Linked DNA regions of Homo sapiens: region 2 is linked to region 1. A link is a contact called in ENCODE Hi-C or POLR2A ChIA-PET data. All regions are on one chromosome and are shown on one strand. The core of a region is the stretch at or near the end of the contact, and the rest is flanking DNA. Distances in the headings are between cores, read along the strand shown. Region 1 overlaps ICMT (isoprenylcysteine carboxyl methyltransferase). Region 2 overlaps ACOT7 (acyl-CoA thioesterase 7).

Region 1 (4,655 bases), core at 711-3,210:
CCCGAGGCCAGAGTGTAAGTAAAGGATAACCAGGACTCGCTGGGAGAGATGGACTCTGTCCTCAGCAACACTCCACAGCAGAAAGGGGTAGCAGGTACCCCTTCTTATCAGCGGTAAAAATGCATTTACAACCTTTCATTTAACCGAAAAACACAGACCGCTTTAACCTCTTTATTTCTGTCCCCCACTGCATGAACATCTATACAATTTTAAAAATACTTCCTCATAGGATGCTTTGGCCCTTCATCTATTTAATCATAGCTACATACCTATTTTTTATAAGTAGCAGTACACATTCAAAGGGGTATTCCTAGCTCAATGCTTGGTGTTCTAGTTCAACTTTTATCCTGCAGCAAGTAAGCCTAGATAACTCTACACGATTTGGCTGAGTGGCTTTGTGTGACCGTGGCCCCAGGCCAAGGGGATCATGGCCCTGGCTGGCTTTCCCGGGGGTCTCAGCTCCTGTTGTCAGTGATAGGCGGCTCAAAGGAGCATCAGTTTCTTTTGATCCAAGAAGTGCTTACTGAATGCCTGCCCTGTGCGTGGCCTTAAACATTGAGAAGTGCTGCTCTCCGTTTATTTGGGATTTGATTCTCATTTTACCATAGCTTATATTCTCAATTTCAATGCCAGTCTCAGAACTCTTGTTTTCTGTGTTCTGTTCTCAAAATTACATTGTCCCTCATGTCATTTCAAACTGTTTTCCAAAGGGATTTGAGCATATACAACTACAAATCCAAGCAGATTGACTCTCAAAAATAATCTTAAATACTGCAAATAGTCCCAACTAAGATTCAGTCAGTATGTTTGTTTTGCAAGTTTGGGAGAGTAAGTTGGCTTTGAGTCACACATCGAAGCTTTAAGAGGTGAGACGCTGGCTTCATTCTGGACTAGACAGGAACTTGGCCTCAGCGTGAGATCCTGCCATGCAGTGTTGCGGTGGCACTGAAGAAGTGTGAATGTGAAGGCGGCGTCGGCGCGGGGCCAGAGCACCACTCTGCTGCCCCACCACGCGGCCTGTGAGGAGCCACTAAACCTTTCCGTGCCTAGACCTCCCCATCTGTGGAATGGGGTCAATACCACCTACCTCACAGGGGTGTTGTGAGGACTGAGAAGAACAATGTCAAATGTTTTTAATACTCAGATGTGGGAGCGACATCAATGAAATCTGTACTGTATGAAAGCTACACAAAAATGGGCAGACATTTGGTTAATTGTGCCAGATACCTAAAATGTATGTTCAGAAAAGCATTTTATCAACTCAGAAATATGACTTATTTCTAGATTTCATGGCTTAATGAATTTTTTCATTGTTATATATACCAAAGAGGCTTACGGGTTCATTGATTGGTTTGAAAACCAGACAGACGGCCGGGCGCGGTGGCTCACGCCTGTAATCCCAGCAATTTGGGAGGCCAAGGCGGGTGGATCATGAGGTCAGGCGTTCGAGACCAGCCTGGCCAACATGATAAAACCCCGTCTCTACTAAAAATACAAAAAAATAGCTGGGCGTGCTGGCGGGTGCCTGTAATCCCAGCTACTCAGGAGGCTGAGACAGGAGAATCCTTTGAACCCAGGAGGCGGAGGTTGCAGTGAGTTGAGATCGGGCCTTTGCACTTCAGTCTGGGCAACAGGGCGAGACTCCATCTCAAAAAACAACAACAACAACAAAAAAAACCGGACGGACTTGCCCATCGGCCCTCACGACACGCGTGCAGTGGGACTCTAGCCAAGGCGGTGGCCGAGCCATCATTACAATTTTTCTGGAGTAAAGGATCCACGGTGGGACATCAACTGGCACTTACTCTGTTTAGGAACTTGAGTTGAATCATTTCTAAACTTGTCCTTTAGACCACGCCTAGGGCAGCAAATTCCACTTCCTAGAACTGCAAACCGGGAGAGGATGTAGTTAGATTCTGGCATCCTGCCCCGGCTCTTTGAGGGAAAAGTTCTTTCCCCTGCTCTAAGTAGGGCGGGCCCAGCCTCCATTCCCATTGGGAGCCATGAAGTTGTCTTGTTGATAGGTCTAGGGCAGCTGTTGGCAGCTGCTGGCCTTGTGGATGGTAAGCTGACTGTGTTGGCATTTAATGCCATCCTCCATCTGCCAGAGGCCCAGGAAGCCCACCTTCACACCAGGCCCACCAGCTGGAAGGAGCCCAGGAGGCAGGTCTTAGGGTTTCATGGTGAAATGCTGTCTGACACCAGGGAAAACTTGACGTACTCTGCTTTGGAGAGGAATTCCAGGGGTAGGGATGGTGGGAGAACATTCCCACCCTGTTTATAATCCCAGAGCAGAAGTCAGCAATTACTTAGGGATAAAAGATGAACTCCATTTTTTTTATTTTCTTAAGACAGTCTTGCTCTGTGGCCCAGGCTGGAGGCTGGAGTGCAGTGGCACCATTTCGGCTCACCGCAACCTCTGCCTCCCGGGTTCAAGCGATTCTCCTGCCTCAGCCTCCTGAGTAGCTGGGATTACAGGCTTGGGCCACCATGCCCAGCTAATTTTTTTGTATTTTTAGTAGAGACGGGGTTTCACCATGATGGCCAGGCTGGTCTCGAACTCCTGACCTCAAGTGATCCACGCGCCTCGGCCTCCCAAAGTGCTGGGATTACAGGCGTGAGCCACCACGCCCAGCCAAGATGAACTCCTTAAGGACAGGATTTGGTAAGTGATTGACTTCTTTTTAGTTCCATGATCTTGAGATTATTTTTAGCTTTATAAATTTAGCAGTGGCAGGGCCCGTGGAGAATCAGGTTAATGAGGTAAAGGCTTTCTGGGTATTTGCTGCCAAGGCCACATCACCAATTTTCTCGATTTAAAAAACTGTCAAGAGATTTATTTTTCCATTGCAGGTTTTAAAGTGGAGATTCTGAAGTGGAAAATAGGTACTGTCAGAACAAAGCTACCTGGAAACAGCATAGAGTGAAGCCTTTCGTGAGGGCTTGCAGGCCGCTGCTGAGTGGCAGTTTACAGAAGAGGTCGCGGGGTGAGCCTCTTAGCAGGACAGAAAACAAGGCAGCAGCGCACCTGCCACCCCTTCACGAGCTGCTCCTTGAGCCTAAAAAGTAGGCTTTATTCATCCCTTCTGTTCATTTACCAACCTGGGGGATTGATACGACCGGGGAAAATGTTCCTAAACCAGGAAGCTGCGTTAGCCGATCAGGCTTTGTAAGATCTCGCCAACAGCTAGCTGCTTAGGAGTACCCCCACGATACGCACAGCACACCACTGTCCCTTCACTGCACTTTCTTCCTGCCTTAGGTAGTTGGGCTTGCCCACCCTAGTTTGCTTTTGTAGTGGTTTGGCAAGGTTAGAAGGCCTCGGCCTCTCTGTCATGCTGGGAAGTGCCTACTCTCTGGGCCACTGCTGCAGAGGCCGTGGCACTTGTCATGGGTTTGGAAGACCCAGCCATCTGCAGCAGAGGCAGCCTATCCCATTGCAAGGAGAGGAACTGAACGGAGTAATTATTCTACTCTTCTTTTTACATAAATGTTTATTTAAATATTCTAAATTGGATTTTCTTTCACAGATACTGATTATTCTTTCCAGTTCTTAAATAAAACTGCACTTGATTTCACTCAACCACAGTGTGATTGTCTGGGATGTGAAACTCTGAGGTCACTCTTGGGTAAGAAGCGTCTTAAGCCTTTAGCCTCAAACGACGTGTGTTTGGCCTCCTCAATTTCTTTCTGAATTCCTACCTCTAACCAGTTGTAATGATAATTCCTTTTGCCCTGCAGGCCACCACATAGGTTTGTAAGGCCTTGGAACAGGAGCCTCAGTGCCCCTGAAGTAGCAGGTGCAGGGACAGTGGACGTCAATGTGAGTGATGTGTTATGTGTTGAATGTGCTGCCATGTTAGCACGTAGACCCATTTGCTGTTAATCACTGAATCAAGCTGAATATTTGCTTAAATGTGACTATCTGGGCATCATTTTGCCACAAAAACTTGTAAAATTTTACGTCACGTGGGTTACTTTTTAAAAAGCATTTATTAAGCTCCTCTAAATGAAAAGGATACTGTGGAGAAATGGAAAACTGCTGGGAAAAAACTACTAGAAAAAAGGTTGCTGCCACCCAGTGCCTTGCTATCAACGGAAGTCGGACTCAGGAGGGCTGCAGGAGTTTGGGAAAGCAGCGAAGTTGTAACTGAGACCATCTGCCACATAAGCTGGCCAGGTGCTAACCCCTGGCTTTAGGAGCTCTGCCCTTGCTGGAAAGGGAGAGAAGCTGGAGCAAACGTTCCTCATCCTTCCATGAGTCACTGCTCAGATTACTGTGTGGAACTTCCCAGTAGCACCAGGTTAACAGTGGGACTGTTATTCCGGAGGAACTGGATTCCTTTGCAATAGGGCAGGTGCCACTCAGTGGTGGAGTCTTGTTACCTAAAACCGGCACACCCTGACATACCACACTCTGCCCAGCACAGGGCCTGGCACACCGACGCTCGGTGCGTAGGTGTGGAACTAGCGAGGGATTTCTTGCTGGATTGTCACTCCCTGATGTTTTCCATGTGGACTGGGAGTCATCCCAAGCTACTGTGACAAGGACGAAGACTTCATGCCATGCAAACACGGGGAAAATCAAAACTGCCCAAGCCAAAGGATCTGAAATTATGGCCTGTCAGAGCTTCTGGGTTTTACTCTTGACAAAT
Region 2 (4,655 bases), core at 1,177-3,676, 58 kb before region 1:
AACAAGACAAAACCTCATCTCTACAAAAGATACAAAAATCAGCCGTGCATGGTGGTGCACGCCTGTAATCCCAGCTATTTAAGTGACAGGTGTGACAGTCGCTTAAACCTGGGAGACAGAGGTTGCAGTGAGCCATGATGGCACCACTGCCCTCCAGCCTGGGCAATAGAGCGAGACTCCATCTCAAAAACAAAAACACGTTTTCTGTTGCTCCTCAAAACTAAGAGCCAGTGTTCAAAGACCCCTGGAACCTGCCCTCCTCCAGGCACCACGCTCATGGGTGGCCCCCGTGTGTGACACCGTGGCCACAGGGAAGTTCTTGTTGGTTTCTGCTCATGGAAAGGGCTTGTTCCTGCTTTTTGGCCTGTGACTCCCAAGTGTTATACACAATTGTTGGTGAGGGATGTGGGCTGGGCATTGTGAGGAAGGAGGCAGAGATGCTGGGAGACCCTCAGGTCTGACCTGTTGAAACTTCTAGCTCCTTAGCTGGGGCCTGACCCATGGCCTGCCCTCCTCCCGGGGTGCGTCTTGTGACTGCGGGCGCTTTGCATGGGACTCTGTACCTTACAGCTCACGTAATGCCTGCTGGCGCTGACCACACAGCTCCTTCCTCCTCTCCCAGCACTGGCACGAAGTGCTCCCTGTAAGTATGAAGTTGAATGTAGCATGGATCGTTCTGATACTTTTTAACATGGAATAACCGCTCTTGCCTCTGGCCTGCTAACCGCCCTCCAACAGCCACCACCTGGCCGCTTTCTCACTCTGGGTCTCTAAACCTGCCTTGTGAGGCTGGTCTCGGTGCAGCTAGGACACTGGGGGTTCCAGAGGCCACATTAAAAAGTCCCCGAAGCCAGATATATTTCCTGGGGAGCAAGTCCCAGCAGCCAGAGTCGGGCAGGGATATCCTTGAGCCTGGCCCAGAATAGAGGCCACGCTGGGCCGCCTGGGAGGGCATTCTGACCGCAGGGCAGCACTTGCCCCGGAAGTCCCCGGGGGTTTCTGCAGCCTGGTGGCCAGTGACATCGATGGTGACACCTTCCCGGGGCCCCAGGTCAGCTCTTGGCTTGAGTCCTTCCATCCCGTAGCTATCCCCCAGGCAGGGTGTCTCATGCCTGCCTATAGGGAAGAGCTGAGCTCCCTGAGATTAAGGGATTATGTTGAGGCCAGGTAGGAGGATGGAGCCCAGGCCGGGGAGGGTGGTGGGGGCAGAAGAGCAGCTCTGGGTCAGGAAGCTTCTGCCAGGATGGACTGTCGTGCCCTGGGGAGCGTGGGGCGTACAGAGAGGTTGGTTAGGGTTGAGGGGGAGAGAGGGACATGGGAACAATGTATGGGAACTGGTGACTTTGGACTTTGTCATGATTCACAGAGAAATGGGGCTGGTGCTTTGAGCATGGAGGACTCTGGCCAAGGGGTGTGGCATCCAGCAGCCCAGAGGAGGAAGCTTTGGTCCCGTGGGCGAGACCAGTGGGGCCAGAAGGGAGGCTTGGCATGCAGTCACATAAGATTCAATCCCACCAAGGGGCACGGGCAGCTGCCCTGTGTCACTGGAGCCCCTGAGGGTGGGAATGGCTGTGGAAGGTGATACAAGGTTCTGTCTTGGTGCTTGGAGCAGTGTAGTGGGGCAGCTGTGGCTCCGGTGGGCACCAGCAAGGCCAATGAATGGACAGTGCAGTTTGCAGATTTGGCCCTGACCTAAGGAAGGGCAGAGCCAGCCGACACCCACAGCTCCTGGAAGGCAGTCTGCGGCCTCCCCCGTGGGGGCACAGTGGCTCTGAAGCCTTTCAGCAGGTGCTGCCACTCCCGGCCAGGAGAGAGCCCGCCTGGGCGGGGGCTTGAACTCATGGCCACCAAAATCCTTCAGTGCTGAATTTTAGCGTAGATAAACCTGCTCACTAGAAAGATAAACATTCATGGGCAACTAACGACACATTCTAATATTCTGTTATTTGAACATCTGGTAGTCAGCCAAGCCACTGCTTCCCCTAACCAAGTGTCTGCCTGCTGACCACAGAAACGCCAGTGTCCCCCGCCCAGCCGTGGGGTGGAGGCCGCCCTGACCCCCGCCCTCCCTTCTCCACAGGCTGCGTCATCACCATCTCGGGACGCATGACCTTCACGAGCAATAAGTCCATGGAGATCGAGGTGTTGGTGGACGCCGACCCTGTTGTGGACAGCTCTCAGAAGCGCTACCGGGCCGCCAGTGCCTTCTTCACCTACGTGTCGCTGAGCCAGGAAGGCAGGTCGCTGCCTGTGCCCCAGCTGGTGGTGAGTGCGCATCCTTGGAACGGCGGCCCCTCCCTGCCAGGCAGCCCTAGGGTCCCTGTGTTTGGGCCTCCAGGGGGAATCTGTGCCTGCATGAGTCCTGTCCTGTCAGTAGGGGTCAGAGTAGGGCTGGGCCTGGCCACTGCCGTGACCGGTGACCTCGGGCTGCGGGGCTGATCCGGTGAGGCCTTGAGAAGGAACGCTTCATAACCAGCGGGTAGGCCTTTGGGCTGTACTCCCAGGGCCCGTGGGGTGGGGCTGGGCAGACAGGACAAGAGAGACAGACCCCTTTAAGAGCGCCTTAGCATGGCTGCTGCCTGGGCGTCCAGGTCGCCTCTGAGTGTGGCGCCTTGGTGTTCCCTGGCATTGTGTAAGAATGCTGGAGGGGGATGAGGACCGTGCCCTGGGTCCCCCATCCTCTGCTGAAGGGCCTGCTGGGAAGCTGGAGGGGTGGGCTCCCTCCAGGTGGTCCTGGCCTGCAGGTCCTGCCTGATGAGACCAAGCCAGGCTGGTGGGCTCTGGGCTGAGGGTCCCAGCCCCTTGGCCTTTCTCCTCCTCATGCAGGGCAGGTGGGGTGGGCGTGTGCAGGCCACACGCACTCGTTCACAGGGGCTGCTGCCCCCAGGTGTCCACATCCCCTGAGCTCTGCCACGTTTGAGAGCTGGTGGTTCTCCGCCTGGCATGGACTCTGTAGGGTCACAGACATCGACAGGGTTCGCGCGGCCCAAAGAGGCAGCTTCCCTGTCTCTGTCATAAGAACAGAGGTTCCCCATCCTGGCTGACCCCAGGGGCTCTGCAGCCTTTGGGGTGGTCCTGATTTCTCTTTGAACCAGCTCTTGTGTCTGTCACTGAGGGGAGCAAGAGGAAAGCAGAGCTGTAGGAGCTTCCTGCCCCTCCGGGGAGCGAGGATGCGGGAACAGAGCAGCTGGGAGCAGGCGGGTGCCCGCAGGCCTCTTGGGAGCTGGCGTTCTCATGGAAGTGGCCAGGCAGGCACCACGGCCCTGCGAGGCTGACCCCTGATTCCAGAGGTTCTCGAGGCCCCTGCCCCCGCGGCGTCTGCTCCCCACGCAGATCCGCAAGCATTTGCTGCTCAGCCTCCCGGAGAGGAGCGTGCACTGAAATCTCTGGGGCGAACATGCACTGAAAACCCATTCCTCTCAGAGCCTGGAGCACGGCCTGTCGCTTCCCCACATGGCTGAGGAGGGCCGCCGAGTCGCCCCAGCTGCTTTGTTTCCCAGTCGAGGCTGAGGCCCCTCCAAGCCCCTCTCCCAGCCCTGCCCCTTCCTGGAGTGGAGGAGCTCATGCCTCACCAGGGCCCGTGGTGGTAGCGCCAGGTGTGGTGTGTGAGCTGTCAGGCCCAGCGAGTACCCTCCGCTGCCAACTCCAGGCCAGCTCTTCGCTGGAGTTGGGTGCCGGCCTCTCCCAGGTCGGGTGGGCTGAGTAGAGGAGCTGATGGTGAACCTGGACTTGATGGATGAGGAGGACTCGGCCAGGCTGAAAGGAAGGAAAGTGAGTGGTGGGTGCCCCCAGCACGGCACTAACACAATGCCTGTGACCCACCCTTGCATGACTCTCGTGACCAGGCCCCTCTTTGACTTGGGGCTTACGAGGCATGCTCCCCTTCTGGTGCGAGGACTGCTCCATGCCTTCAGCCCCACAGCCTCTTCTGTGGCAAAGTACCCTAGGCTGCCACCCTCCTGCCCCATCAGGGCTGGCTCTGCTGCCTGCTCCTTCCTCCCTCATCTGCCCCCACCCCTCCCCATTTACTTGTAAGCCTACCCGCCTTGCCCTGGCCCACCGTGCCACCCATCGGCCCTTGGCAGGATGGTGTCCTCCCTCCACGTCGCCTGGGCTGGTCCGCAGTCGTTCCTCAGCCCCTGACCCTGCTATGAGGCTCCAGCCTCCTCTGTCCTTGACCTTCAGCCCTGTGTCTGGTTCTCCTTTCACCTTGGACACGCCTTCTCCAAACTTGCCTGCTTTTCTCGGCCATGAAGTATGGGCTCCACTCCCACCTGGGCCCGCTCTGGTCTCTCCCCATGGACCCGACGCCCCTCCCATGACGCTTTTCAGCGTGGCTGCTGTCTGTCCTGATGCTGAATCCCCCACCTGACCCAGGCACATTTCCGAAGCTCTCTCCTTCCCCGCCCCCTACCTCTTCCTGCCTCCTGGACAAACTTTCCCAGTTCTGTCTTCCCTCTGCGGGCAGCATGGACAGACGCAAGGACACGCCCTGTCTGCTGTCCGCTCCCTGTCTGTAGCACAGCTGACCAGGCCCTCAGTGAAGCCTGCGCTCCCTGGATGGGGGACCCTGTAGTGTCTGTAGGGATACTCCAGCCTCCCCGGCCACCACACGGTCCCCGAACCCTTGGCTTTGACATGTCCTAACCTGTGGC

Evidence for each region. Hi-C counts contacts between places; a loop is a spot of excess contacts on that map. ChIA-PET counts read pairs that join two places held with the same protein, here RNA polymerase II (POLR2A). Pooled maps may share reads with other maps.
Region 2: a map of endothelial cell of hepatic sinusoid shows a loop between it and region 1 (4-fold over the local background). The contact joins two enhancer-like sites. A Hi-C loop is called at or near these places in 1 of 168 maps with a recorded cell type or tissue (endothelial cell of hepatic sinusoid) and 2 of 50 pooled maps. POLR2A ChIA-PET finds 5 or more read pairs at or near these places in 3 of 52 experiments (A673, AG04449 and H1).

What each region holds. Positions count from the first base shown.
Region 1 is chr1:6,220,121-6,224,775 of GRCh38, reverse strand. It overlaps ICMT (isoprenylcysteine carboxyl methyltransferase), which reads left to right. Exons shown (of 5, transcript NM_012405.4): 5 at 1-3,583. It overlaps RNF207 (ring finger protein 207), which reads right to left. Exons shown (of 18, transcript NM_207396.3): 18 at 3,477-4,655. Among named protein-coding and RNA genes, the nearest start is that of ICMT, 14 kb to the left of the region's middle. Within about 2 kb of position 1,960, at least 5 of the 41 ENCODE cell types and tissues checked have a DNase peak (open chromatin) inside an H3K27ac peak, as active enhancers do.
Region 2 is chr1:6,278,712-6,283,366 of GRCh38, reverse strand. It overlaps ACOT7 (acyl-CoA thioesterase 7), which reads left to right. Exons shown (of 9, transcript NM_007274.4): 8 at 2,081-2,265. Among named protein-coding and RNA genes, the nearest start is that of GPR153, 20 kb to the right of the region's middle. RefSeq lists enhancers at 2,192-2,741, 2,985-3,850. Within about 2 kb of position 2,426, at least 4 of the 41 ENCODE cell types and tissues checked have a DNase peak (open chromatin) inside an H3K27ac peak, as active enhancers do.